Regions from separate parts of the Homo sapiens genome. Here region 1 is linked to region 2. A link is a loop called in an ENCODE intact Hi-C map of the cell type or tissue named here. Cell type or tissue: B cell. All regions are shown on one strand. Links, peaks and the distances in the headings refer to the core of each region. The heading gives the core; the rest is flanking DNA. Region 1 overlaps CPEB3 (cytoplasmic polyadenylation element binding protein 3). Region 2 holds the start of LOC107984254 (a long non-coding RNA gene).

Region 1 (15,746 bases), core at 4,015-12,014, 67 kb after region 2:
TTTCAGACTTCACTTATTGACAATATTCAATATCAGGCCATGTAAACTAGGTTTACCATTCTATTTTTCAGGAAAAGAGAATTTACTAAGCATTCAGAGCATAAACAAGGTGACAAATAATAATAATAGAGAAACTATTTTCCCAAAGACACCGAATTTGCATGTTTGTGTTAAGGTAGTAAATAATAATAATAATAATGTAACTACTCTTAACAATTAAGTTTCTAAAGCAAAAGGTACCACCCTCAACCAGGAGGCAAGAGGCTCTGCTCCTAGCTCCATATCACCCTGGCCAATTCTTACAGCCTTTTGAATCTCAGCTTTCCAGTCTGTAAAATGAGAAAGTCAAAACAAAACCATCTCTTAGGTCCCTTACCATGTTCATGTGCAGCATCCAACTAGAATGGTTTGAAATTTGAGTACTTGGAAGTCATGGAACATTACTTATTCTTCTAATTTTTTCATTTCTAAATTAGCCATCCTTTACAATGTATTCATAGCACAACCATATATTAGTTTTATTTCTAAACCTGTTCAGATAGAAACCTGTTCAGACAGAAAGAGAAAATCTGAATCTTGTCTTCAAAAAGTTAAAAATTCTCAGACAAAATGTCTTTAATCTGAGAATCTCAAGATAATTCCTTTACTATACTTTTTTATGCTACCAAGAAATTATTTACTTATATCCACTCACAGTGAACAGAAACAACAATGTGTTCTTCAAATTTTGGAAAATGCCATTTGGAATTCTAGCAAAGCTGGCTTTATTCCCATTCTGGCATCAGGTGCTCAGCTCCCTCTCTGCCACTTCCTCTCAGCTGAGCCTCTCCCCAAGGAGTTCACTCCCAGCAGAGGATAAAAGGGAGGGGGAAGAGGAGGCTCTGCAGCCACACAGGGGTCTCTGCCCAACACAAATGTTCATGTCAATGCCCTTTCACATTGCCTCTTTTGATTCCACAAATGCACTGGCAGCCCTCAGTTCAAATAGAAATATAAGCAAAACCTTCTAAAATGTTTTCAAGGCATTAATAAGAGGAAAATGTAGAAAACAGAATAACCTAAAGTTCCAAGTTTCTTGGTGTATCAGCTATGTATACATTGTTTAACAATCAATGACCTCAGAGCTTCTAAAGAGGTGAGTGTCTTTTTTTGGCTTAAGATATCAAAATGTTTATATATCAATTCATGAGATACAGAAAAAATAAAGAAGAAAGATATCAAAAGTTTAAGTCTTCAAACTACTTAGGTTTTATTCTAGGAATCTTCAATTTTGCAAAGTTACAAACTTTGATAAGGAAGAGTGAGGGTAAACAATCATCTTTCCTTGTCAGAAGGGAAGTGGTACTTCAGAATTCTAATTTATCTCCTTATAACTTGTAACAGACTCTAATTACATCAAAGATCTCGGAAAAGGAATGGCAGGAAAACTTTTAATTTAAACAATATTGAATCTCTGTTATATTACAAAGCTATGATCTTCAAAAAAAGAAAAATTAACTCTTTAGAAGTATCTTCTCTGGGTAAGACTATGCTTCCTACTTCCCAAATGTAGCAGTAATAATACCCTATTTGTACGTGTGCCTTACTTCATCTGAATCTCACAAAAACAATGAGGTAGAGTAAATATCCTAACTGCCCACTTACAGGTTTTCAAGCAAAGGCTTAAGGAGATTCAGAAACTTGCTCAACTAGATGCCATCATTACACATGACTTCTCCAAGATCTAAGCCCTCAATTTTGTCCTCTGAAAAAAGAAGACAATGTTACTACAAAAATTCCTTTCTTGAAGTTGTGGTATTTTGTCACAATAGATTAGTTTACATTTTCCAGAATTTTATATTAACAGGATCATCTAGTATGTATTCTTTTGTTAGCTTTTTAACTTAGCATAATTATTTTGACAGTCATTTATGTTGCTGCATGTATTAATAGTTCATTCCTATTTATTTGCCGAGTAGTATTCCATTGTATGGATGTACCACAATTTGTTTATCCACAATGCTGCTTTGAATATTCGCACATATGTCTTTGTGTGGACATACGTTTTCATTTTTTCTCTTGGGTAAATTCCCAGGAGAACTCCCGCATCATATGATAGTTGTATGTTTAACTTTGCAAGAAACTGTCAAATTGTTTTCCAAAGTGGCCGTATCATTTTATTAATACATTCCAAACAGCAGCGTGTGACACTTTTTAAAGTGCCAACATCACAAGATATTTAACAACTGAGAAAGGCCAGTAGGATCCAAAGACAGTGCACATTTGCATGTTCCAAAGTCAAGTAATAGAAAGTATTTCATCCAGAGAAAAAGATTCACACAAAAACAAATGGAACCACATCTCAATACAGCTATGCTAGCTTATGTGATGACTTACAGGTGTGCTGTCTTCAATTCCATCAGGAAAGCACCTATCTAAACGTGGCCGGGTGTGGTGGCTCACAGCTGTAATCCTAGCACTTTGAGAGGCCATGGCAGACGGATTGCCTGAGCTCAAGAGTTCGAGACCAGCCTGGGCAACATGGCAAAACCCCATCTCTACTAAAAATACAAAAAATTAGCCAGGCATAGTGGCGTGTGCCTGTAGTCCCAGCTACTCGGGAGGCAGATTCAGGAGAATCGCTTGAGCCCAAGAGGCAGAGGTTGCAATGAGCCGAGATTACACCACTGTACTCCAGCCTAGGCAACAGAGTGAGATTCTGTCTCCAAATAAGTAAATAAATGTAACCAAATGACTTACAGGTGTGCTGTCTTAAATTCTATCAGGAAAGCATCTACCTAAATGTAAACAATGTGAGATAAACTTATATTTTTGAAACTAATATGTAAAGAAAGAAAGATCTTTAAAGGTAATAATAAGCCTGTTGCAAACATTCACAATAGCAGCTCATATGAGCATTATCTACAAATCAGGCACTATGCTAAGCTTTATAAAAATATATATATAACCACTTTCCTGATTGCTATCTCCATTTTACAGGTGAAGAAATCGAGGCAAAGAGGAGTTAAGAATGTGGCCTCAAGGCCATATAGCTTGTAAAGAGGGAATGGGATCTACCTAACTCCAGATGATGCCTTTGGCTTTGCTAATTCATTGCTGCATCTTCAAGTTTCACATGCCTTCCAGCCTGCTTCAAAGACATCTTCCTAGAACTGAATGATACTATTCCTTAAGAAACACTATTCCCAGTTTCTGCTTTTGTACCTATCAAGCAACTTTCCGATATTTATCTGTTTTCCCAAGCCCATTTTCTACTTGGAAAAAGAGGAACTGACCAGTCAAATGGAGTAAAGACCAGGCATGCTGATTTTGAACATTAATTTGAACATAAATTTGGTTTATGTGATGAATCATGGAGGCACCAGTATCCTTTTCTAAGGATCAGCATAATAGAGGAAAAGTCACCAAGTTAGGCATCAATCCTACACAAGACCACGAATGCTAAACCAACTCTACACCTAGAACAAACTTGTCGAACCTGCGTCCCGCAAGCCACATGTGGCCCAAGACGGCTTTGAATGTGGCCCAAACAAATCTGTAAACTTTCTTAAAACATTATGAGATTTGTTTTAAGACAAATTTAAAACAATATGAGTTAGTGTATTTTATTTGTGGCCCAGGACAATTATTCTTCCAATGTGGCCCAGGGAAGCCACAAGGTTGGACATCCCTGACCTAGAATGTAAAAAAGAAAAAGAAAAAGGAAACACAAGCTACTATTAGTATTAGAAAAATACGGATGGTAGAACTACTACCACATATGTAGCTAGAAGAACTCTTAGCAGCCTCCTTCTCCAATGGGAAAAATTAAAATACATTATGCAAACGTCGAGTGTTTTTGTTTAAAAGTAAGGAAGATTAAAATAAAATGGGCAGAATTATTAAACAGTTAGGAAAAAATATATTACCTGATTAAGTAGAAGGGGTATATTGCCTCAGAACTAACTTTATTTTGGAAATATTGGACAAGTGGCAGGTCTTACTGATGGATTGGAGTTTCTTCCCCCTACCTCCCCTTCTATATTCTGTAATACTTGAGGACCTAATATTTTGAGAAAGGCCAAAATTTGGAATGTGCCTCTTGGGTTCCTCCATAAAGGCTGGCCTGCCAATTCTTACTATTAATAGATTCATGGTCTTGAACAGGAAAAATCAGTAGACTCTTTGGTTTACACAAACCTCGCCAATTTTTCCACACCCTAAATGTCTGAAGGTTTACTGGTAACTCTTATTTGTCTTCCATAGTGGTATCCTATCTTTGTCTTCTAAGCTTCATTTTCTGTCTTCTAGATTATGTCAGCAGTGGTGATTCTTGGAGGAAGGTATAACTGGAGGGCATGCACTAGGAACACCAAAAAATGGGAACTTGGCCAATTCAAAGCTGGAAAGTAGTACTGAGAAGAATGTATATTATGACATCTATCTTTCCCATAAAGTCAGGAGAACTGAGGCCATATCTTTAGGAGACAGGTTTTGGTGAGGTCAAGAAAGTAAAAAAAGGATGGAAGATTTTTTGGGAAACATAATGATTGGCAGCTTTCCATAGAGACCTAGGAAGCACAAATTTCACATAGCAAAAAAGGGTAAGAAAGAAAGAACTACAACTGACTCGCATTTTCTTTTTTAAAAAAATTTAAACTGTCTCAATTTGCTATAATTTTCTTAGCCAATCCCTTCTTTTCCGAAAATACAGCTCAACTTCAACCTAGTCCCTTCGATAATCACAATTCTGAATTAACAATGTTTCAGGATTTGTTACTTCTTCTCAATTATTCCTTTTTTTTTTTTTTTTAGATGGAGTCTCACTCTGTCACCCGGGCTGGAGTGCAGTGGCGTGATCTCGGCTCACTGCAACCTCTGCCTCCTGGGTTCAGGCGATTCTCCTGCCTCAGCCTCCTGAGCATCTGGGATCACAGGCATGCGCCACCACACCCAGCTAATTTTTGTATTTTTAGTAGAGACGGGGTTTCTCCACGTTGGCCAGGCTGGTCTTGAGCTCCTGACCTCAAGTGATCTGCCCACCTCGGCCTCTCAAAGTGCTAAGATTACAGATGTGAGGCACCACGCCCAGCGATCTCAATTATTCCTACATGAAGGTTGACAGAAAGGAAGAAGGATAGACCAGTCACGGACAAAAAGTGTTAGGGCAACAAATGGTAGGCATAAAAAGAAAGACCAGGTGTGGTGGCTCACACCTTTAATCCCAGCACTTTGGGAAGTCGAGGTGGGAGGATTGCTTGCAGCAAGGAGTTCAAGACCAGCCTGGGCAACATAGCAACACTTTATCTCTATAAAATATAAAAAATACATACATATTTTAAAAAAGAAGACAAAAATAATAGATAGGTGTGTGTTTGTGCATATGCTACATATGTAAGTCACCAGATGGGCTGGGATCAACTGTACAAAAAGGAAAACAAGGTTTATCCCAGCAAATTTGTCGAAGCTGGCAGGTCCCACAAGTACCTACTATGGAGGATATTTTTGTTCTGATCATCTCAAGCTGGAGTCAACTTTGAAAGAAAACTGATGGTAGGTAATGTAAACATCAAACTCTGGTTGTTCGTATGGTTTATTTTAAGGAGACAACAAGGTTCTTTGACTTTGGGCAGCAACCACAGAGACATTCAAAGATTGATGCACTCTGATATCTGTTGCAACTATGTGTAACTCATCAACATTTGTTATAGGTATCAGCAAAATGGCCGTTTTGGTACTTTAAAAAAATTACAGAATAACAGTATCTTCATGCTGAAAACAATCATTAAGATTACCTAATCACCCCCCTTCTCTCAAGGATTGGAGAAATTGAAGCTAAACAGGGGATTACACAACATGAACAAAATGGAAAGAGCATAAATGAAATCTTGGATTTAAAAGCAGAGAATTAAAGAAAATCAAACCAAAGAGAATAAAAAGTTTTTAAAAAGAAAAATGTCTTTTAGCTCCATTTTTTTCCCACAAAAAATCACAAACTATATCCTCTCCCTCTTGCAGAAGAGGATTCACATCATGTCAATTAGGTCTTTTCTGAGATACACACTCATTCCTTCAGGCAGACACACTACCATACTGTTCTTTTCTTTTACATTCAACTTTAAATCCCATAATCTAACTGAAGTCTTTTCACAATTAATTATTGCTCAAGTTCAGCAAGTTAAGCATGTTTATTAATTCCCATCGACTAGAAAAAAAGTTAGAGGCAGCATAATCTAAATTTAAAGTGACCTTTCATTTAGAAGTTAGAAAATTAGAGGTAGATACTTTGGAATTCTTATTGTCTCTAAGACCATCTCCCTAACCCTGCCAAAAGGCAGGGATACTAGCAATCTAGAAAAAAATATGCATGGAGAGGCTTAGGACCTGCATCATCAAGCACTGCCAGTGGTTCTCAGCAGTACTCATTGGTTGCATGTCAGACCAAGGAGATGTGAAATATATATTTTAGAGATAACCTAAAATCTGTTCTAAAGAACTCCAATGACATTCAACATACCTACTCAAGCAAGAGGGAAAGAAATAATATTGTACACAACCCTAGATTTATCCAGTATGTCTCCCATGTGTATTGAGAGTCAGCTTGTATATCTGGGAAGATGAGAGGGGACAATCTGATATCACTCATTTACTAGAGGAGAAAACTTAAAGTCTAAAAGATTCAATGGCTTATACAGGTCCTTCTGAAAATGAACAATTTCCATTTAGAGACTGTTCTTCTGCAAAGGTATCTGATCCATTGACACTAGGAAGGAGAGCTGATGCCACCCAGATTATTTCTTCTGGTGTTAATTAATATAATGACTTTCCAGTTAGTAAGTTTTTGCTGCTTTAGAACTTGATCAAACAATTATACTGACAAAACTGTTTCAAACCTATAAAGCTGCTGACATATATACCATGCAAATTCCATTAATGGGAGACCCCTGGATGTCCAGCTTGAAATACCTGGCTATCTACCACCATGAAAAAATTCTGAGTTATGTATAAATAAGTTGATTTATTCATTCACATTATATTCTCTACCCCACTTCCTCTCTCCCTTCACCTACCTCCTTCATTCCTCCAACCCAATGGTATACAGCAGGAGTTGGCAAACATTTTCTGTAAAGGGTCAGATGGTAAATAGTTTGGCCTTTGTGGCTCTGCCTTTGTAGCACAAAAGTAGCCACAGACAATCCATAAATGAATGGGTGTGGCTATATTCCAATAAAACTTCATTTACAAAAACAGATCCAGCTTGCAGAGCTATAGTTTGCCAACCCTGGTTTGAAGCAGCAATTTTCAAACTTTAGCCTGAATCACAATCACATACAGGCTTGTTAAAATACAGACCTCCGGGCCTCATCCTTAAGTGTCTGATTCAATAGCCCTGTCATGGGGCCTGAGATTTTAATAAGCTCCCAAGCAATGCTGATGCTGCTGGTCCAGGGACCACACTTTGAGAACCACTAGTACAGAACAATGGTCTATACTCCTTTCAGCGGAAGGTTAAAATGTAACCAACAATCAAGAATGTAGAAACTACATGCTGCAAACTTGACTGCTAATTTAATAGAATATTTCATATGAAGACTTACTGTTAAGTGCCATAATATTATCTGTTCCTGGATGATGGAAATTTATCCCCATGCGTCCTAAAAAATAAAATAATTTTAAGCAAAAAGAATGTTTAATGTAATCATTTCAAACACATCTTAAAATATAAACATTACAAAAATCTAAAACAGATTAATCTATAACAATGCTATCAAAGGCCAAAGCAGTTACAACAGTTTTAAAAATTAAGTCATAAAACATACACATGAAAAGTCTTAAAGCCAAAGTTTCAACAACAAATAAATAAAAAAAAACAAAAAAAGAAGCTTCTGTTATAATAGTCTGAAATTTAACACATCTCCTGCATTCCAATTTAAACATGCCAACTCCTTGGATTAAACATTTTATTTAAACAACCATTTATACTGTCCTTCCATTCAAGCAGCAAAAAAAAAAAAAAAAAAAAAAATAGATTCAAACAAGTATATAAATTTGAAGCTTAGAGAGAATAAAAAGAGAGGTTTCATAGTGGCTCAAAAATGCAATATAATAATCAGAATGGCAACCAGAAGGAAGACGGTAAAATTCATAAAAGAGACAGAATGGGGGAAAATGATTGGCCTAAAAATCTAGGGTTCTGGTGGCTCTCCCTAACACTAACTAGTGATATGACCTTGAATATAATGCTAATCTCCACATGTTCATCCTTAAGTCTATAACAGGAGTTGCAAACGTCTGCTGACACAGCTGGCTTCCTGTTTTTGTATGCCTCTGAGTTAAGCATCATTTTTACATTTAGAAAGGCTTGTAAACACAACCAAACCAAAAATAAAACAAAGAACAATATGTGACAGAGACCATGTGGCCCGTAAAGCCTAAAATATTTACTCTTTAGCACTTCACAAAGTTTGCCAACCCCTGGTCTATAAGATGTTAAGTCAGAAACAGATGCTTCAACTAATGGCCCCTAGGGGCAAGAATGGAAGATGCAGACATTTTTGTTATGTTTTCTTCATTAATTATTTGGGACAAGGAGGTAGATGTACCAAAAGGAAAATTTGAGAGAGTCTTATATGAAAAAAAAAAAATGTACTTAGAAAGCTTTCTTGACCAAATTCCTTCAACAAAATAGTTATTGAAACAATGCTTTTGTGTAAAGCTAATATCTATAAACTTGGCTCTGCAAGGTTTTAATGTTCAATTATGTCAAGGGTTATCATGAAATTCTCAAAAAATGTTAATCTTATTTCACTACCATTGTTTAAATAAATGTCAACAGTATTTTGCGGAGAAAGTATACAGAAAAAGCTGGAGATAAGGTTAAAATGATTGATTTTTACAACATACACAGTTTTATATTACATAATTGCAAAAGAGTCAGTGATCATTTGATGGTAAACTCCGTTACAGGGGACTGGAGGCAAATAGCATTATTAAGTTCTTTTTGCCCAAAAGGAAAGCATCACAGTAGACAAAGCAGGGCATTTGCCTTAAATAAAAAGGGAGAATCATGAATTCCTAAGCAAATGAAGTTTTTGCCTAGACAGGACCATCCTGATTTCTTATTGCTCCCCAGGCTACGATAATTTGTAAAAGGTCATTTCATATTAAGAGGTAGGGAAGGCCGGGCGCAGTGGTTCATGCCTATAATCCCAGCACTTTGGGAAGCCGAGGAGGGCAGATCATCTGAGGTCATGAGTTAGAGACCAGCCTGGCCAACATGGTGAAACCCCATCTCTACTAAAAATACAAAAATTAGCTGGGTGTGGTGGTGGATGCCCATAATCCCAGCTACTTGGGAGGCTGAGGCAGGAGAATCACTTGAACTCGGAATGTGGAGGTTGCAGTGAGCCGAGATTGCGCCACTGTACTCCAGCCAGGGCGACAGAGCAAGACTCCGTCTCAAAAAAAAAAAAAAAAAAAGAGGCAGGGAAAAACAAAACCCTCGCAAGTGAAGCATCACTTATATTGGTGTGTATGTATGTATTGAATGAGAAAATCTTAAATACATCCATAAATAAGAAAATCCACTAGAATTTGATGGATTCTGATAAAACTGTTCTAACTTTATCATGAAGCATTATAGAGCTTTCAATGAAAATTTTTAGTTTTTATCGTTTCAAACCTTATTAGGAAAAAAATGTTTCATCTCTCTCTGGTTTTGCAGAGACAATTTTGCTAGCATTTGTAATATAGTAAAATTATTTTCTTAGATTAGATCATGTTTTCTATTAAAAAGCCATATGAGTAAAATCTAAAAGAACCATCTATTTTTTATAGATTTCATAAACGTTTTCATATTTACTAGAAGCTAATTATTAGGAATTTCAAAAACTACCCCATTGTTAAAAGATACATGTACTGTATCTATATATAATTGTTCTACGTGCCTTACGTTTTTTCAGTTCCTAAGTCATTTTAGAGTCCCTGAAAATTATAGTTGGCAACAAGTGTTATCTCCTACCACCACCTTGATCAGAACCTATAATAGGAAAAACTGTCACCAGAACAAGGCTTTCACTCAGTAGGGAGAAAGTATATTCTCATTTCAACTAGCTATCTCAATGTTCTCACCATCGTTTTTGGATAATCAAGACCTTATTTGGATTCATTATCAAAAAATATTAATATCTATGAAAACTATATGTGATTTACTCTAAACCAGCTTTCATCCTTTTCTGGGGTATTCAAATATAACAATGATTAGCCAGTCACTGGAAAGTCTACCTAAAAGCCCATCAAGACTTCAAAATCACTGCCCATCAGAACTTAAGGAAATCGCATATATGGAGGATCTTTTCAAACTTTAACCAAGGAATATTTAGAGGAGGGTGTGCTATCTAAAAAGTTAGCAATATTCCCTAAATATTTCTAGAATAATAATAAAGGGTTATCAAGGAAATCATGCAAACCCAAATTTAGCTGATCCTTATTTGACTTCTTTTCTTTCCTGTGTCTACCATTTACGGTAAAGAATTATGTAGTTTACAACCACTATATCAAATAAAGTTTTTACATGTTCCTATAACTACTTAGTTTCCCAAATGTAAAGGGGTACCCTTTTTGTCCTCCAGAAGTTAAACATACCTACATGGATCCTTTTTGACCCTTTCCATAAGCTCCTAGAACTTTTCAGCTTGGAAAGATGAAACTGAAAGGAAGCTTGGTAGTTTTCAAATTATTATTCTCTATCGTACGCTGATTACTTCCAACCTAAACTTCCTTATGATGCAGTAAAACAAGAGCCTTAGGCAGTGTTTTGCAGATTGAAAGTATCACTAATTGGTGAAAAGCAGAACACTTTTTACCTTTCTTGGTATTCTCTCTAATTCTTTGACCTCTTTGACTTCAGCAGGTCTCTGGATGAAAGTGAGCAACAAAAGATTTTATAAGAAACTCCAGGCTGGGCACCGTGGCTCACGCCTGTAATCCCAACACTTTGGGAGGCCGAGGCAGTCGGATCAAGAGGTCAAGAGATAAAGACCATCCTGGCCAACGTGGTGAAACCCCATCTCTACTAAAAATACAAAAAAATTAGCTGGGTGTGGTGGCATGCACCTGTAGTCCCCGCTACTCGGGAGGCTAAGGCAGGAGAATCGCTTAAACCTGGGAGGTGGAGGTTGCAGTGAGCCGAGATCGTGTCACAGCACCCCAGCCTGGAGATAGAGCAAGACTCTGTCTCAAAAAGAAAAGAAAAGAAAAGACACTCTGGGTCGAGAAGGCCACATCCATCAGAATCAATTATCTAAATATAATCTAATTTTTCCCCCAACTAATAATGTAATTTTTTAAAGTAAAATCATTCACAGCATCTTTAAGCTGGTTTCTTTACCTCTTCCAAAAGTAATTTTTAGATTATAAAATGCAATATATTTTCATTGGAGAAAAATCACATAATGCAAAAAAATGGAGAAAACAAGCTCACCAAGGATAAGCACTGTTAACATTTTGATTTACAGTTTTCCACGTTAGGGAGTGTATATGTGTAAAGGTTTCTTTTCTAAAATTGAAATTATTTCATAATTTTTTAACTTAATACATTGTATATCTTAAGTTTTACAGTTATTAAGGAATTTTGGAGGAAAATAAAATATATAACAGCAAAAGAAAAACTGATTCCAAATTCAGAAGAGGCCATTTCTTTTTTCTTCCTTTTGTCCAACAAATACTGCTGTTTAATCAGCTGTGAAAATAGAATCAAGTGCGTGACATCTGATGATTTTTGTATAATGTAGTCTGGTGTTGCCAGCGTGACATTTCGTCACCTGTCCATGGTCTGCTATTTTTAAATTGTTCTTGTCAGCTAGCTATCTTTTAAGTATAGTGTAAAATGTAAGATTTCAAAAACTGGAAGGCATACTTGGTTTTACTAAGTTAAATGATGCTGTGGAAATCTGAGACTGTGTCCCACTTTCCCCACTGCACAGGATCTGATAAATAGGGGTGAGAGGGGATGAAGGGAGAGGTTAGAGAATAGGGTTACATATGGTTATTCGTTCTGTTAAAATCACAGTCCCATAAGCTCAATTCACATTCATATTTAAAACACTAGTTATAAAAAAAAAACTATGTCTATCATGATTCAAAGTTTCAGAATCCAACTAAACTCATGCTTTTATGAGTTCAAAATAAAAACTGAAATTTTCATTAATTCATAATTGATTACGAAAGTCATCTCTTTACTTCTACAATATGTTATGAGATAGGGAACAACTGCTGTACCTTCCTCTAATCACTCCCTTTGCTCGAAAAAGGCAAGTACATCAGAAAGCTTCATGTAACAGAATGTTAGTGCCACGTTTCAGAAAGACTTACCAGGTAAAATGCATATTCTACTGGGTTTTATTTCCCACTAACTTTCTCTATAAAGTTAGAGAGACATTGCTTTAGAAAAGTATCTTAAAAATGTAATACTGTGATATGTAAAAATATAGTAAACTGTTTTTTAAATCTGTTTTAAGGAAATGATAAAACTTTGATACTAAAATATTCTAAATATGTTCCAAATAACCAATAATCAAAACCTGTGAGCTTAGACCTGAGGTCAAATCCTAGTTTATTCACATACTAATAGCGGGTAATTTTTGGCAAGTTGTTAAATATTTTGTGCCTCTGTTTCCTCATTTAATAAAGACTGTACTCGAGAACAATTAAATCACAATTCCCAGCCTGGTGTGCACTGGTTCACACCTGTAATCCAGGCACTTTGGGAGGCAGAGGTGGGCAGATCGCTTGAGCTCAGGAGTTAGAGACCAGCCTGAGCAACATGGCGAAACCCTGTCTCCACAAAAAAAAAAAAAATACAAAAAAAAAAAAAAATTAGGTGGGTATGGTGGCATGCACCTACAGTTCCAGCTACTCACGAGGCTGAGGTGGGAGGAGAGCTTGAGCCCGGGAGGTGACGACTGCAGTGAGCTGAGATCGCACCACTGCATTCCAGCCTGGGTTACACAGCGAGACCCTGTCTCAAAATAATAATAATCATCATCATCTTTATCTTTTAAAACTCAGGTGATTTTTTTTTTTTTTTTTAGATGGAGTCTCGCTCTGTCACCCAGGCTGGAGTGCAGTGGCACAATCTTGGCTCAAAGCAAGCTCCACCTCGTGGGTTCAAGCGATTCTCCTGCCTCAGCCTCCTGAGTAGCTGGGACTACAGGCGCCTGCCACCACACCTGGCTAATTTTCGTATTTTTAGTAGAGGCAGGGTTTCACCATGTAGGCCAGGCTGGTCTTGAAGTCCTGACCTCAAGCGATCTGCCCGCCTCAGCCTCCCAAAGTGCTGGGATTATAGGCGTGAGCCACCATGCCTGGCCGCTAAAAACTCAGGTAATTTAAATGCTATGCTTAAAGGATGATTACGCAAATTAATGGGAGGGTACTTATACAAATCACTCAGTTTCTACTTACTGTCTCTGCCCCCAAGAATGTACAAAACAAGAACCATCACTTCTTGCTGACTTAGAACCTGCCCCCTAACAGTTTGTGTAATCTGCTAACTTTCAAACAAGATAAACAGATATGGGCTATCAAGGGAAATAACACAAAAATAGAACTGAGCAATAATTCAAGCCACAGAAGTAAATAAAGAGACAGTATATTTTTCTGGAACAAACAAGCAAATAAAATGTAATGAAGGCATATTTTTCTAAAATAAGAAGACCTCAAAATTCCGTAAGAGGGGACAAATTTTGTGAAAGGCTCTACAATACTAAATTTAAATTGTGATGAATAAAGAAAAATGCCTCTATAACACCAAAGGGGTGGCATTATCTCTTCCATTTTAACACCAAAGGGGTGGCATTATCTGTTTTAAAGCACTATTACTGAAAGATAAGCTATTTTTCTCTAGACACTCTCAGCATACTTTCGAAAAGCAAAGCTTTCAATAACAGTTCTCAACTGACACCTGTTCTTTTCACTTTTCAAATCTCAGTTCCATGAATGGTGAGGGAAGAGAAAATTCAAATACATAAAAATGTTTTACTAGGCACGAACCCCAGATAGTCAGCCAGGACTATTTTTCTGCTGTAAGAGGGAAATTGCATGGGATGAAGAAAAAGTAACTCCTCCCTGTTTTTGCCAAGATGCCTGCTATACTGGGCTTCCCCAGTTAGGGTATACGATCTTACTTCTCTGCTCAATGTGCTATAGTTGGTATTTCCTTACTATCCTTCTAGAGTTGGGAGAATATGATTAATCAAACCTGACCTGACGACCATGAGTTTTCAGAGTGGTTCCATAGGAGCTTAGTGAACCTGCATCATAGGTAGAAAGTCAAGGAACAGCTATAAAGAAGACAATAGGGATGAATCTTTTTCGTTATCTCTTACCCCACCTCTCTCAACACGATTAATCCCCTTAATCCTCATAGTTATGAAGAGAGTTGCATTTTCCTTCAATCCACTAGAAATGAGAACAGAGAACAGTTGCTCCCTCCTACTACATCTGCCAACCCAAGGATTTCTGTACTTCGAAAAAGAAATAAGAAACAGGGCCAGGGCCAGTGGCTCATGCCTATAATCTTAGCACTTTGGGAGACTGAGGTGGAAGGATTGCTTGAGCTCAGGAGTTCAAGACCAGCCTGGGCAACATGGTGAAACCTTGTCTCTACAGCAAATAGAAAAAATCAGCCAGGCATGGTGCCTGTGCCTCTAGTACCAGCTACTTAGGGAGCTGAGGCAGGAAGACTGCTTGAGCCTGGGAGGTCAAGGCTGCAGTGAGCCAAGATTGTGCCACTGCACTCCAGCCTGGGTGAAAGAGCAAGAACCTGTCTCAAAAAATAAATAAATAAATAAAATAAGAAACAGCTGTCATTAGAGTATTACCCTCTTCAAAAGCCTCCTTTCTCATCTCTGAGGCATTCTCTCAAACGAAAAGAAAAGTATATGTAAGACATAGTAAAAAAAAAAAAAAAAAAAAAAAAAAAAAAAACCCAGGAGATTATTACCTTATTCCGTTACAGCCAAGCACGTAGTTTGGGATCTTTAAAAAGCAAAAAATAAATAAATAAATTAGTCCGGCTGGGCGCAGTGGCTCATGCCTGTAATCCCAGCACTTTGGGAGGCTAAGCCTGGCAGATGACAAGGTCAGGAGTTCGAGACCAGCCTGGACAACATGGTGAAACCCGTCTCTATTTAAAAATACAAAAATTAGCCGGGTGTGATGGTACATGCCTGTAATCCTAGCTACTCAGGAGGCTGAGGCAGGAGAATTGCTTGAACCAGGGAGGCGGAGGTTGCAATGAGCTGAGATCCCGCCACTGCACTCCAGCCTGGGCGACAGAGCCAGACTCCGTCTCAGAAAAAAAATAAATAAATAAAAAATAAATTAGTCAAATTTTTGTTTAAATATGCATTCTGTGATCTGATTAATGCTATAGAAGATATTTTTCAGTGTGCTGTGAAGAAAGTTCAATTCAGCTTTTATTCTATATAATTTTTATCATGGGGGATGAAATAGAGAAACTTTTAAAATTTCCTACAAATATCTTCAAGGCTGGTAAACTGAATACATGACCAAAAAACTATTAAAGCTTATTTACTTTACTAAAACAGAAGTCTCATTATCTCCTAAACTTCCTATTCTGTTATCTCCCATGCTAATCCTTTTTTCCCCTGAATCAAGAGGATAGTTGAATAAAGAGATTTTTTACTGAATACATTTCTAAGATAAAATATTATTGTGAACATATTTTTACCATGTTCTTCAAG
Region 2 (15,746 bases), core at 2,690-10,689:
CTGAGCTATGAAACTCCTCTTACTGGAGAAGGAAAAAAAAAATCATAGATCTAGAAGCTCCTCAATACCTCCTCTTGCTCTTGCCAATTTGTCTTCCCATTCTTTGGAACTGAGGAAGTCAACTAATTAGGCCATAAATACAGTTCCTTCTGCAATCTTTCAGGACCAGACCTATACACAGAATAGTCTGAGTTGAGTAATTTAATAAGAAGTAGTCACTGATGAAAAATATCTCCCTAACACAACCTGAAATCCACAAATTTGGAATTCATTTGAGTTAAAAAAAGCAAGTATGATCCTGGACAAGATGGGTGAAAGGAGACCTCACTATCAGGTTCTGCATTAGAAAAACAATCTGATTAATCTGTTCCAAAGGGAACAGGAGTTTGAGGGGAAACGATGAGAAAGAAAGATAAAGGGTAGAAAATCTGCAAGGTCATTTTAGAACATGGTGTATTTCCAAGAAGAAATCCAGGGAGGGTCAGAAAAAATGAAACAACAGAACAAGGGCACTGGGATCCTGAAAGGTAGAAAATAAAGGCTAGCCAAGCCAAAAGCTGGGAGCAAGGAAGCACCATGGCTCAAAAAAAGTTTGGTGAGTGAGCACCAAAGGTTGACTTTGCCTTGAGCTACTGCCAAGGTCCTCATTTACTTCCAAAGGTTCAACACAGTTCTTACTTTTTTTCCCCTCATGGGAGCATGCACAATGAGGTGGAATGTACCAGAACCTAGGTAGGGACATATGCATAAATGAGGCAGGGGGTGGTGGTGGGGTGGTAGATGTGGAGCTAAAACCAAGTAAGAGAAGTTTTCAAAAATAGAGCCAAAAGAGTAGAACCCAAAATAGGATCCAGTTCATTAAAATTGCAGGTGTTTGGGGACTTTTAAGTTTCCTATCCTAAGTTTTACTAAAACTGTTTATGCTGGAAATTCTGAGTATGCCTGGGTCAAAGAAATGTGTGATTGGCAGTCGCCATTCAGAATTCACCAAGCTACAATAAAACTGCTGCACTTGAGCTCAGAAAATGAAAACTGTAATAAGGCAGAATTTGCCAAAACACAAACAGTGAAAGCTAGTTTCCCCATAAACATTTCCAAAACAGATTAATTCTACTAATTATTTTCAAAAGTCCTTCAATCCAAGGATAATACATGTGTTTCTACTGAAAACACTCAAGAGTAATGGCATTGTCACCACAACACCTCCATCTGACCCCTACTGCTGCTCACTCCCTGCTCAAGAGACATCCTGTCCAGCTGAAGGCTTGTCCCACAAGGCATATTATTCTCCTTCCCTACAGAGCCAGTGACACGATTCTTCCAAAGTATATAAACTCTGCGTGTTCATCTCTAGCTTCTTAACCTGCATGGACATAACTATTTCAACATGTACTACTATCCCTCTGCCTTTTTATGTAGAAAAATTTATTTCTAATCCTCTCCTACAGTGTGTGACCTTAAACCTTCCCAGCTCACTCCAGCTTCTCTCCAACTGGCATGCCAGTAGCAGAGGCTCTCTGGAGGTTGAGAATTTACCTCTCAGATATCTGATCCTACCAAATTGGGTACAGATTTTTTTTTTTTTTTTGAGACAGTCTCACTCTGTCGCCCAGGTTGGAATGCAATGACGCGATCTCGGCTCACTGCAACCTCCGCCTCCTGGGTTCAAGCGATTCTACTGCCTCAGCCTCCCAAGTAGCTGGGATTACAGGCACGTGCCACCACCCCCAGCTATTTTTTTGTATTTTTAGTAGAGAAGGGGTTTCACCGTGTTAGCCAGGATGGTCTTGATCTCCTGACCTCGTGATCCACCCACCTTGGCCTCCCAAAGTGCTGGGATTACAGGCGTGAGCTACTGTACCTGGCCAGGTACAGATTTTTTGTGTGTGTGGAGGGGGACTTGTTTCTTCTTTGGGTACAGACTTTCCAAACTCATACTACTCCAAAATTTGGCAACAGCCTCCAAATTTGAAAATTACAGTGGCACTTTTATACTGGCTAAAATCCTTGCCTCTTTTTCCACATCATTTGCTTACTCTCCAATGAATACTCTCAATATCCCCATTCTTTAGTAGTTCTTTCTTCTGCTTTAAGTGCTGCACTCTCCCCTTTATAGGTGGCCAAGTCTCAACATCATTTTTTAGCAAACAGTTGTAAACCCTGTTAAAGATGTCATCATCCTTCTCAACAGATATTGCCATATAGCTGAGTTCTAATCTTGCTCTATTGAATCCTATGTAGGACTGACAACATTAGCCAGTTAAATTTGTACAAGTATCTGACCTCTACCAAATGCTTTCACATTCATTTTCCTCTTATCTGAGCCTCTCAACAACCCAGGGAAGAATGATTATTCTTCCCATCTTCCAGGTGAGGAAACCACAGTTCAGCAAGGATTAGATGATTTATTCAAAGCCAAGCAGATATTTAAATACAAGAGTCAACACTCAAACTTCTATATTCAATCCAACTATTTCCCCATGCACATTTCTGAAAATAAACCTAGCTGCTAAGTAGGCCCTACATTTCCAGTGCTAGTCATACAAAGGCCGCTGCAGGCCCTGTGGTATATACAGCTCTGGTCTCTTGCCCACTCTGTGTCATATTTTTACTCTATTTGCCACATCTAGCACCAAGCCTTGACACACAAACTCACCTCACCCTACCCCTGCCAACTTCCCACAGATCCCTACTTCTGTCACATAAATGAAGTTCGTTTATTCTGCTCTGAACATGATCTTGCCCCTTCTCCACTGATAGCTCTTCTGCCAGAGGAAGGACACAATCTTCCTCCCTTATCCAGTGACTTACTCATTCATACTCTGGCTCAGAAGCCACAAACTCTTAACCACAAACTCTGTATTATGGTTTTAGCTCCACGTTCTCTGCCCTTCTCCTCTCCTGCTCTGTTGAAACTATCCATTTTAGAGTGTAAGCTCCTGACCCAGAAGGCTCTATTTAACTAGCTGTGGGTACCACCCAGCACAATGCCTTGCATTCAGAGGCACATAAACATCAACAATTATGACCTTTTTCAAAAATAAATAACTCCGTTCTTGATCTGAAATAATGACGGAAACCAGCTGCCAAAACCGCTAAGAGCATTATTTACCTCGATTCAGAATTTCTGAATAGGAATTAGCTTAAAAGAGCTGTAAGTGAAAGACAAGGACATATTTGTTTACACACAGTCCCAAAGGTATAAAATGAATACTGAGTAATTTGTTGTTAGTTTCCCATCACCAACGAAAGTCCAACTCTACTGCATAGCAAGGCCAAGCTGGGTAAGAGGATCCTAGTTACCAGCATTTCCATTATCAGAAAGAGGAGGTCAGCTATTCCAATAGCATATGTGCTCTGGAAAAGCAACAGCTGGCCATGTATTACTTACTGGCTTGTCCTTGATGGTGGGGCTTGACACACACAGGTAGAGTTTCCCATCTTCTTCTAGGCAGGCATCTATCAAAGCTTGTACTGAGCTTTCCTCTTGGAACAGCAGAAAGGCATAGCCTTGGGGAGAGCAAAAACAAAAGGGTAGAGGAAGAATCAGTACATTAAACTCAAAGTACCAATTACAAATTATCTGTTGTTTCATTTTGGCAAATTCTTACTAAAATCTAAGAAGTTCAAGTGGGACAAAGGGACTTTGTCCAGGAACTAAGTTAGGTGCTCATTGATATTACCTTGTTTAATTTTTACAATTACTCACAGAAGCAAGTTTAGAACACATCTATGGAATTTCCACTAAATACATCTGGTTATCCTTAATGAGGGCAAGTGGACTCACCATTGGCCTTAGCCACAACTAACAAGTAGCCAGGAAACAAGCACCACCTGCTTTCCAATTTCTACAAAGCTCTAGGCTGGCCACATGCCACAGGGATAAACCTTGAAAATATTATGCTAAGTGAAAGAAGCCAGACAAAATATGTCCAGAACCAGCAAATCTATCAAGACAAAAAATAGATTAGTGGCTGCCTAGGATGGGGAAGCTGGAGGGAATAGGCACTGAGTTTCTTTTTGGGATGATAAATTTTCTAAAATTGATTGTGCTGATGATTGCACAACTCTGTAAACATGCTGAAAACCACTGACATGCACATGTCACATTGGTGAGTTGTATGGTATGTGAATGATATTTTAACAAAGCTTTGTTGACACACAAACACACACACACAAAAAGCTTCAAAAAAGTTTTTAAAAAGGCCAACAATAAGCTGGTGTGCTTTTGCCTGCTATTTCTGATGATGGTGCTCTGCTTCTCTAAGAGATACCCTCTTGGCAGAGTACAGTAGGTCTAGAAAAATGGACATTAGCTGCAGGATTTCCATAGACACAGCCAGTTTTTTTCAGTTTAATTCCATAAGATTTACCGAGTAACTGATACAAGTGGGACATATCCATGGTTTATGAGAATACTAAAATAAGCAAGACCACGTTCCTTTTTTTTTTTTTTTTTTTTTTTGAGATGCAGTCTTGCTCTGTCACCCAATCTCAGTGCAGTGGCACAATCTCTGTGGTATGATCTCGGCTCACTGCAACTTCTGCCTCCCGGGTTCAAGCAGTTCGTGTGCCTCAGCCTCCCAAGTAGCTGGGATTACAGGCGCCCGCCACCACATCCGTCTAATTTTTGTATTTTTAGTAGAGACAGGGTTTCACCATGTTGGCCAGGCTGGTCTCACACTCCTGACTTCAAGTGATCCATCTGCCTCGGCCTCCCAAAGTGCTGGGATTACAGGTGTGAGCCACCACGCCCGGCCCCAGGTTCCTCTTGTAAAGAAACTTATGAAGTAGATGAAACAAACATTTAGACAATTAACTACTCACTACAAAGCTGAGGGAGATAAGTGGGGACAAAATGTGTCACTGAAATCACAAGGAGCAAAGGCCCAACTTGGGAGAATCAGCAAAGACTTTAAAGAGAGCAACAGATATTCAAGGGGCCACCTGTGGCACTTGTGGCCACACTGGCATTCATAAATGATGACAGAGCAAAGGCCCGTCATGAACTAGTCTAAGCTTTCAACTTCTCTACAACCCTGCTAGCTTTGCTAAATCTCTCAGCTGTCATTCCTCAACTCCCAACTCTGCTACTAACCTCAAAGGAAACCATCATCAACACAGTTCTTCTCTGGTACATTGCATATCAGAAGAATGTAAATGGCAGAGAAGGATAAGAATCCCCACATACAGAAGATTCTCACACATCAGAGGTGTTTAATTCATAATCAACTGGCTAAGAAGCAAAGCTCTCTGGAGTCCTGGGCAACATGTAATGACAGTGGCAATGGATAATGGCTATTCGTTTTTAGCCTTTTCTCCAACTCCCCATCTACTATACAGAGCATCCAGGCAAATATAGCAGAAAAAAAGACCAGCCACTCCCTAGCATAGCAGGCAGAAACTAACACACAGGAAAAGGCACCAAATTGAATGGGCAGCCATGTAGTTGCAAGAGAGAGACTGCCAAGGTTTTAGGACCAAGAGCTGTTTTCTGGGCTTTGGTCTCATGCTGCATAGGTCAGAAGATTCTGTTGATGGCTAGTCAGGAAAAATAAAACCTGACTGCAAAACTAGAAAAGACAATACATACATCATTTCTTCATATCCTCTTTTGCAAACAGTATTGAACTATCACCAGGTGCCAGGGAATCTTAAAAATTCAGTGTTTTCACTTAATATGAGAACATTAATTCTACTTACTAAAGATAATATTAGAGATAAGGTGGGTTAAAAAGTCCAAATATCACAAAGAGGAGGTCTCAGCAGGTTCTTTCAAACCTCCTCTCTTACCAAGTTAAATACTGGTACAGATATCCACAAAGATCATAAGCATATTGAACACCCTGCAGTCAGAGTACTCCATCTATGTATATATTGTATTATGTACACATCAAAAAGGCCTGGTGATAGGGAATGCCCAGTGAGTTGGGGCTTTCTCTTATTCCTTGCCTCAAGAAGGCCTCCTGGCTGACTCCATTTTTCCTTCACATCACTGCCCACCCTCTGCAATCTTCAACATCAAATCCAGTTTTGCATTGACCTTGGGCATCCAAAGAAAAGGCGGTTGTCTCCCTATAGCAGCTGAGCAGCTCCCACAAAAGCACGCAGATTTTCACTTAGGCCCATCTCACAGCCATAAAATATCTACACTGGCAGTAGATAGAGTAAAAACAACTGGGAGTCACAAGTAAAAGCCTGCTACAAATACTATTATCAAGAGAAATATCTATAAACAATTTCTCCTTTCCCAGGAAATGGTCCATAACAGTTTACCAATTTCTTTAGGATGGCTCTTTTACTATAAATAATCCTGTGTCAAAACAATTATCTTTACTCTGAGGTCACCAAGCTGCCATTTTCTGTAATGGCAATATTCTCTCAGCACTGTAGATAAGAGACATGGCTAAACTCCCCCCAACCCCCCAAAATCTGGGCTGTAGTTCAACAATTTCTTCTAACTCTACTTCCCACTTTAGGCCTTCCAACCAAAACAGAATTCACCGGAAACACCCAAAATCACTCTTGAAAACAACTTTATGATATCTTCACCTGCTAAAACACCTTCTGATACTTCAAGGTCAAGCAAACCCAGATGACAACAGAAATCAGAGGATTTTTTAAAATCAGGAAGAATCTTTCGAACATATTTCCCTTTTGATCTTGAAAAATTTAAAGTCAAAGTAAACAAAGTAGAAAAAGATCCCTTCAAGAATAACAAGGTCAATGTGAGGCGGAAATCCAATCAATGATTTACTAAAAGGTAAATTGCACATGGTACTAGGAAGTGTTCTGGACTAGGAGACAGAAGGTCTAGATTCGGGTACAAGTCCTAACATTTAGTAGCTATGTGATAATAACAGCTAATAGCTAACATTTGTTGAGATTTACTATGCACCAGACACTGTTCTAAGTGCCTTGTGGACATTAACTCATTTCATCTTCACACACACCCTATGTGGTAAGCCCTATTTTGAATTCTGCTTTATATTTAAGGAAATTACACAGAGTGATTAAGCGACTTGTTCAAGATCACCCAGTAAGTGGTGGAACCATGAACTTGAATATTAACATTTCTGAATCCTGGCTCTCTTCTCTGTCAAATGAAGAAACCAAATATTTGTCCCAATTACCTTACAGAGATGTAGGTTGTAAGATAACGTATAAAAAGGTGTTTCATAAACTAGGAAGTCATGTGAGTATTGATTTTTCTTTTACTGCATTTTCAATTATTTCTGTAATAGATAAAATTAAAGTTGAGTTTTTGCATATGGTCTCATTACAAACATTAGAATTCAAATTAATAATATGCACTTTCAGCCGGCAGAGCCGCCTGGCAGCTCCTCCTCTTCTCCGCCCCGGCGGCCGCGGGCGCGGGGGACGTCAGCGCTGCCAGTGTGGAAAGAGCTGCGGGGCGCGGGAGGAGGAAGTAGAGCCCGGGACCGCCGGGCCACCACCGACCGCCTCAGCCATGGACGCGTCCCTGGAGAAGGGAGTCTCGGTCTCTTGCCCAGGCGGGAGTGCAGTGAGGCGATCTCGGATCCCTGCAACCTCCGCCTCCCGGATTCAAGTGATTCTCCTGCCTCAGCCTCCCGAGCAGCTGTGACTACAGGCGTGTGACACCACACCCGACTAATTTTTGTATTCCCAGTAGAGATGGGGTTTCACCACGTTGGTCAGGATGGTCTCAAACACCTGACCTTGTGATCCTTCAGCCTCAGCCTCCCACAGTGCTGGGATTACAGGCGTAAGCCACTGCACCTGGCCGGGACTTAGATTTATATTCCCTGAAGTAATACAGGGCCTTAGATGGAATGAACGATTTATATTGGTGCTAATTGGGCGGAAAAGAAAAAGCATTGCTGTAATATGAATGTTGATGACTTTATGTTCTGAAAAATAGTCTGGGTCAAAGTGAAACATTTAATTGTGTTCATTATTCCTGTTTCTTTGAGGAATAGACTATCCTGCGTTAAATTCTACATTGTTAATATAAACTCAAGAGCTATGTGAGCAGTTGTAAATGATCCCATTTAAACTGATTGTTGCGTAATTTATACTGATTACAGAAACCACAATGTTATTTGATGCTCACCCTCTAAAATTTAAAATAATATCTCTCACTTTAAAATGTATGTGAAAAAACAAAAAAAAATTTAGTATGCGATCATCATTTAGTAGAATCACTCAGTGATTTGGATTTGGTCCAAATATAATTCTGTCCCTTGCTTTTTCTGTTATGTAAACGTGCAGACCTGTGATAACAGAGCCATTTTCTCGTCACGATTTGCTTTTCTTCCACAACAGTATCAGTTTTCTTGTATCTGAGATCAGTGATGTCCCAATAAATCAGATGGGTTAATTGAGGAGGCAAAGGAAATTCAAACTTAGGAGAGTAGGAGTAGGGGCTTTGCCTCTGCCCCCCACTGTATGTCCAAGGCATAAGGAACAAGGCCCTGTAGCAGAGTCTCACAGTGTGTACTTATGTTAATATTCAATAAGGAAAATGCCACAGGAAGTAATCACTATAATGATGAAGATTTTAAGTTATTAAACACACCTTCCAGTAAAAAAAAAAAAAAATAATAATAATAATAATATGCACTTTCTATTTTGCATTTGCAAGCATTTGGTGAATAAAGAGAAGTAACCTAGATACTGAAGAAAAGCCCTAATTAAAGTTACTTGAATGACAGGCTGAATATTACTGCAAACAAACAATAAAGTGACTGAATATCTGCTTTCATATATGATTAGCCATTTCCCCCACAAGAATGTCAGATGTAGTATTATTTTCTGATTTTAATATATTTTAAAGTAAAAACCAATTATGCCTATAAACAGAGCTTCTCTATTAGTTTGAAAGGTATTAAAAAAAAAAACTTGGCCAAAAAATTATCAACTTCCTCTGCTCTCTCTTGCCCTCGGACCCAGTAACAGATAATATGATTATAAAACTCTTCCAGTTTCAGAAATGGTAACCTGAGGAGTATGTGGGGGCTTCAGTGATGTGGCAAGCTATGAGAGGCCCTCAGCTCCAAGCCAGTCTATGAAAGCAGACAGGGCTCTGGAGGGAACAGGAACAGTTCCTAGTCACTGTCACCAACACAACCCTGAGTTACAGGTAGAATGGATGGCCGAAAATTCCTTGCTTTCCCACTGATGCCAAACAGGTTGGGGAAGAAGGGTAGAACACTGAGGGATTTTTTTCAACAATCCTAAATTGATCAATGCAATTTTCTGGGAGAAAAAGGAACACCAAGGTTTGGGAAGGAACTTAATTAGGATAATTCCATTTCATTGGCCAGGTGTGTGAAGTGTAAATTTAATTAAAATATTTTTTTCTTTTTGTTTTTTTGAGACAGAGTCTCGCTCTGTCGCCCAGGCTGGAGTGCAGTGGTGCGATCTCAGCTCACTGCAACCTCCGCCTCCCAGGTTCAAGCAATTCTCTGCCTCAGCCTCCCAAGTAGCTGGGATTACAGGTGCCCGCCACCATACCTGGCAAATTTTTGTATTTTTAGTAGAGACGGGGTTTCACCATCTTGGCCAGGCTGGTCTTGAACTCCTGACCTCATGATCCACCCACCTCAGCCTCCCAAAGTGCTGGGATTACAGGCATGAGCCACCATGCCTGGCTGACTTTTTTTTTTTTTTTTTTTTTTTGAGAAGGAGTCTCGCTCTGTTGCCCATGCTGGAGTGCAGTGGTGTGATCTTGGCTCACTGCAAGCTCCGCCTCCCAGGTTCAAGCCATTCTCCTGCCTCAGCCTCCCGAGTAGCTGGGACTACAGGTGCCTGCCACCACACCCGGCTAATTTTTTTGTATTTTTAGTAGAGACGGGGTTTCACGGTGTTAGCCAGGGTGGTCTCGATCTCCTGACCTCATGATCCGCCCACCTCAGCCTCCCAAAGTGCTGGGATTACAGGTGTGAGCCACCGTGCCCAGTAGTGATTTTTTTCTTTTAATACCTGAGAACACATTAAGTATAACAACCTCCAAAATGTTCTTGGCTACCTTTCAAAAACAAAGCTTCCTGATCTCTTAAATACATAATTTTTCATGTTTTTTTTTTAATATTTGATACCTAGTACAAATTATCAACAACTCTACTACCACAACTATCAGGTACTAAATGCTCACAATGTTCTAGGCACTTTGCTAATAAATATTTTACATGTTAGCTCATTTTATCCTCACAGTAACTCTATGAGGTAAATACAGTTGTTATTATTACCATTTTACAGATGAGGAAAATGAAGCTTGGAGAGGTTAAGGGAATTCTCAAATTAAAACCCAGGAATGAAATCTGGAATTAAACCAGATCAGTTTCCAGAGCCCATTAATTTATACTACCTCATCTAAAAATGGCAAGATAAACTTTTAAATATCCCTAATACAGAACTTGCCTTTAAAATGTCCTTATGACAGTGACCATTTGACAGTTTTGTTTTGTTTTGTTTTGTTTCAAGATGGAGTTTCGCTCTTGTTGCCCAGGCTGGAGTGCAATGGTGTGATCTTGGCTCACTGCAACCTCTGCCTCCGGGGTTCAGGTGATTCTCCTGCCTCAGCCTACCAAGTAGCTGGGATTACAGGCATGCACCACCACACCTGGCTAATTTTTGCATTTTTAGTAAAAACGGGGTTTCACCATGTTGGTCAGGCTGGTATCGAACTCCTGACCTCAGGTGATCCACCCGCCCCAGCCTCCCAAAGTGCTGGGATTACAGGTGTGAGCCACCGTGCCCGGCCTGACATTGTTTTAATAGCAGTAAGTGGTCACCCTGTGCTTTAGTCCTATAATTTAAGGCCTATGTAGATATAATTGCTACAAAGCCCACAAAAACTATATTAAAGGATATTCTATAAAACAATGGGCATGAACTCTTCTAATGATATAAAAGACAAAAAGCCTAGGGAACTGTCTAAATTAAAGGAGATTAAAGAGATGTAACAACTGAATGTGGAACCCAAGATGGCTGCACTCTTGCTGAGACATGTTGGTCGACATTGCCTCCGAGCCCACTTTAGCCCTCAGCTCTGTATCAGAAATGCTGTTCCTTTGGGAACCACAGGCAAACAAGAGATGGAGCGGTTCTGGAATAAGAACACAGGTTTAAACCGTCCTGTATCTCCCCACGTCACTATCTACAGTTGGTCTCTTCCCATGGCAATGGCCATCTGCCACCATGACACTGGTACTGCTTTGAGGGCAGGGGCCTCTCTTTTTGGCATGTCAGCCCTGTTACTCCCTGGGAACTTTGAGTCTTATTTGGAGCTGGTGAAGTCCCTGTGTCTGGGGCCAGCACTGATCCACACAGCTAAGTTTGCACTCGTCTTCCCTCTCATGTATCATACCTGGAATGGGGTCTGACACTTGATGTGAGACCTAGGAAAAGGCCTGAAGATTCCCCAGCTATACCAGTCTGGAGTGGCTGTCCTGGTTCTTACTGTGTTGTCCTCTGTAGGGCCGGCAGCCATATGAAGAACGGAGGTTCCCAGCATCATATTCCTACACATTATTACATTCACCCATCTTTCTGTTTGTCACTCTTATCTCCAGCCTGGGAAAAGTTCTCCTTATTTGTTTAGATCCTTTTGCACTTTCAGATCCCCTTGGAGCAGTAGAGTACCTTGTAGAACATAAGAGTGGAAAAGGGTCTAGTTTTCCCCTTGTTTCTAAAGATGGGGTGGCTGCAAAAATTCCCATTTTTTGCCCACAACTTGCCTACTCTGGGACTAGAAGCAGTTATTCTCTTTCCATATTGGGCTTTGATTTGTGCCAAAGGTCAGCTTTTGGTTCCTTCTTCCTGAGACAGTAGAAACAATACCAGCTCTGTGGCTTCTGCCCTGGGGACTGGGGGTGAGGGTTTGGGTCCCACTGCCTGTGGGTTGCTGGCTTAAAGGACAATTCTGTTCACTGGTGAGAGCCCAGGCCATTAACACCTATGCAGTGTTATTCAAAGAAGAGAGGTGAGGGTGGAGGGGAATTAGTCTATCCCAGCTAGAGGGAGATAAAGAGGGCTAGTTAGTTCTTAGAGCAGCTGCTTTGAGGAAGAAATATATATAGCTATTGACACAAGAGGAAGATCCAGAAAATTATCATTGAACATATTAAAGGTTACTTATTTTTCTTGCATTTCCAGAAAACCCTCTTAATTTTATGCTTTCTCATCGAAGTCATGCACCATTTTTTTCTGAAACTAAATTAAAATACTCATTAAAGAAAAAAATCTAAGTGCAAGTTGTTGTATCCCTTGAGTGGATCTTGGATTTAAAAAAAAAACAAATTGCGCCAGGCGCGGTGGCTCACGCCTGTAATCCCAGCACTTTGGGAGGCTGAGGCGGGCGGATCACGAGGTCAGGAGATGGAGACCATCCTGGCTAACACAGTGAAACCCTGTCTCTACTAAAAATACAAAAAAAAAAAAAAAAAAACCAAATTGCTACGCCGGGTGCGGTGGCTCACACCTGTAACCCTAGCACTTTGGTGAGGCCGAGGAGGGCAGATCACGAGGTCAGGAGATTGAGACCATCCTGGCTAACACGGTTAAACCCTGTCTCTACTAAAAATACAAAAACAAACAAACAAACAAACAAACAAACAAAAAACCAAATTGCTAGGCCGGGCACGGTGGCTCACACCTGTAATCCCAGCACTTTGGGAGGCCGAGGAAGGAGGATCACGAGGTCAGGAGATTGAGACCATCCTGGCTAACACGGAGAAACCCTGTCTCTACTAGAAATACAAAAAATTAGCTGGGTGTGGTGGCGGGCGCCTATAGTCCCAGCTACTTGGGAGGCTGAGGCAGGAGAATGGCCAGAACCCAGGAGGCGGAGCTTGCAGTGAGCCGAGACTGCACCACTGCACTCCACCCTGGGTGACAGAGCGAGACTGTCTCAAAAAAAACAAAAAACAAAAAACAAAAGAAAACAAACTGCTGTAAAGGACATTACTGAAACAATCTGGATATTTCTTGTTCTCAGGAGATATGTGCTGAAATATTTAGGAATGAGAGTCTACAATTCTTTTTTTTTTGAGACAGAGTCTTACTCTGTTGCCCAGGTTGCAGTGCAGTGGCATGATCTCGGCTCACTGCAACCTCTGCCGCCTGGGTTCAAGTGATACTCCTGCCTCAGCCTCCCAAGTAGCTGGGATTACAGGCAAGTTCCACCACATCTGGCTAATTTTTATATTTTTAGTAGAGACGGGGTTTTGCCATGTTGGCCAGACTGGTCTCAAACTCCTGACCTCAGGTGATCCACCCACCTCAGCCTCCCAAAGTGCTGGGATTACAGGCATGAGCCACTGTGCCCAGCCTACAACTTACTTTTTTTTTTCTTTTTGAGATGGAGTCTTGCTCTGTCACCCAGGCTGGAGTGCAGTGGCACAATCTCAGCTCATTGCAACCTCCACCTCCTGGGTTCAAGAGATTCTCCTGCCTCAGCCTCCCGATTAGCTGGGACTACAGGCACGTGCCACCACACCCAGCTAATTTTTTGTATTTTTAGTAGAGACGAGGTTTCACCATGTTGACCAGGATGGTCTTGATTTCTTGACATGGTGATCCATCCGCCTCGGCCTCCCAAAGTGCTGGGATTACAGGCGTGAGCCACCACGCCCGGTCTACAACTTACTCTTAAATGGCTATTGGGGAAATACACACACATATATATATATAAAATATATTTTATATATAATATATTATATATATATAATAGAGAGACAGCGCGTGAGCGAGCATGCACGCAAAAATGTGGCAAAATGCTAACAATTGGTGAATCTAGAAGAAAGCTATATAGGTGTTCACTGTATTATTCTTAGAGCTTTTTTGTAGGTTTGACTTTTTTTAAATAAAAATTTGTGGAAAAAAAACTACAAGGTCTCCCATTCTAAAAAGAGATGTGTATTTTTTTTTTTAAGGAATCAACAGTTCTTAAAATCAACTAATACTATTAGTGATGTATTTGTTTCAAGTACCAACTACAAATGGAAAAAAAAAAATTCAGCTTGTGGAGCTGTATCCTGAACCACTGCAGCATTCATAAAATGGCAGACCAAGGAATGGCTGGTTTTGGATTGAGACCAACCCTAGAAGGAAAGGTCCATGGCCTGGACAGACAGGCAGCTCTCTCCTCTCACAAAATCAAGCTTCCTATTACCAGTGACCTTCCTAGAGAAACCTAAAGGGCACTGCTCTAGCCAGAGCTGCCTGAGTTCAGACTTTTTTTGGTACAGGCAGTCTGTCCCAAACATTCTCTCTGACTTTGGCTTTCAGGTCAGAGGACTTATCTGGTTTGCCTCAGGAGACTTTTTTTGGATTCAATTCAAGGGTACCAAAAACATCTAGGAGATGCCAGGTATGATGCTAAGTACTGAGGTTGCAAAGATGAACAAGCCAAAGAAGAACCCTGATCCAGAAAAAATCAGACTGTCAATAACTAATAAGCAACATTAAAAGCACTATGTTGGAGGTATCTCCTACAGGACACTGGGGAGAAAAAAAGGGAGCAGATTTGTCCAAACATCAGGGAACACCAAAGAGCAAAGGCCATATCTGACCCAGAGGCTGATTACTTTTCCAGAGAGTAAAGGCATTCCAAGTTCAGGAAGGTGCACAGGCCACGGCATGGAAAGGCCAAAGGGTCAACTCACTTGGACAACGGTGAGCAGAGTTCATTAGTTAGAGTATAGGATTGAGAGTGGTGGGTGGTAAGAGTTGAAGCAGCTCATCAATCCCTGCCTGCAGCGGAGAGCACTCACTGTAGGTCTCTGAACTGGATCTCTTATTCATTTTCCTCTTGAATGAGGATACCTGATCTCCAAGATTTACTCAACACTTATGTAATCTACACACTGCAGGGGACTACTATCATGAGCAAATTCTTGTTCTTAAGGAGTTTATATACTAGCACTAGAAGATTGTATAGAATAAATTCACAGAGAACTCTGACTTAGGAACAATGCATTAATGATCCTAAGAAGTATTTTTGTAAACATATTTTTAAAAGTTGGACTTCACAGAAAGAAGAAAGATCACTTTCAGAGAAGACATGAATAGAGAAATCAGGAAAGGCTTTCTGTAGGTGGTGGCACAGGGGCCAGACCTTAATGGTACAACATAGGTGAAAACATTGAAAACACGGAGAAGACATTCCAAGGGAAACAACTAACCTAAGTTAAAATGTAGAGGTAGCTCTGCAGATAGATACTGCCTAAGTGCACGGATTCCTAAACACTCTGCTTAGATTCAGAACTAAACATATTTCTTTAACAATATTTACTGTGTGAGGCTGAGACTTGATTCTAGCCTGTTTTGTGTTTTCTACGACACTACCAACTTTCTTTGTGGGTTGGTTGCTTGGCAGCAGGGGTGGGAATAGTTGGGAATGGACAAGAAAACAAGCCGGCAGCGTAGAACCACCTCAGAGTTCAAAATTGGTAATCTACTTCCTGTGTTCTTAGCAAAGTCTTGCAGTCCAGGGCAGTGACCTGGGGCATTTGGACTTAAAATCTGCTGTTTACATAATCACACATTCCCTATATAAAGAGGTCCTTGTGAAGTCTGCCAATCTGTCAGTTCTAGTCACAGTCAGTTCAAACAAGCACCTGACCAAGGAAACTGAGACCAGACTGGGGGTGTGGGAGAGAACTGGTCAAACTCGTTGGGTAATTTTATGATTACTGAGCATTACATTTAAGTCACAGGCAAGGACCAAGGACGCTAAGATTATTCAACACCTAATAAGC

The links. A loop is a pair of places that touch in the nucleus more often than their neighbours do. Peaks named below come from ENCODE experiments on the same cell type or tissue, not always from the same donor. Only the 100,000 strongest peaks of a DNase experiment are listed, where the experiment ranks them.
Region 1: it touches region 2 in a loop (2.0-fold over the local background); 2 of 110 quality-filtered maps call a loop at or near these places.

What each region holds. Positions count from the first base shown.
Region 1 is chr10:92,173,386-92,189,131 of GRCh38, forward strand. CPEB3 (cytoplasmic polyadenylation element binding protein 3) reads right to left here. Exons shown (of 10, transcript NM_014912.5): 4 at 7,578-7,634. Among named protein-coding and RNA genes, the nearest start is that of CPEB3, 110 kb to the right of the region's middle. In B cell, for the core only: a CTCF peak has its summit at 8,472; no DNase peak of the experiment used is centred there; H3K27ac peaks cover 295 bases.
Region 2 is chr10:92,107,685-92,123,430 of GRCh38, forward strand. It overlaps CPEB3 (cytoplasmic polyadenylation element binding protein 3), which reads right to left. Exons shown (of 10, transcript NM_014912.5): 7 at 3,392-3,510. LOC107984254 (a long non-coding RNA gene) reads left to right here and starts at 4,699. Exons shown (of 2, transcript XR_001747551.3): 1 at 4,699-7,195; 2 at 7,321-7,844. It also overlaps the pseudogene SDHCP2. In B cell, for the core only: no CTCF peak of the experiment used is centred there; no DNase peak of the experiment used is centred there.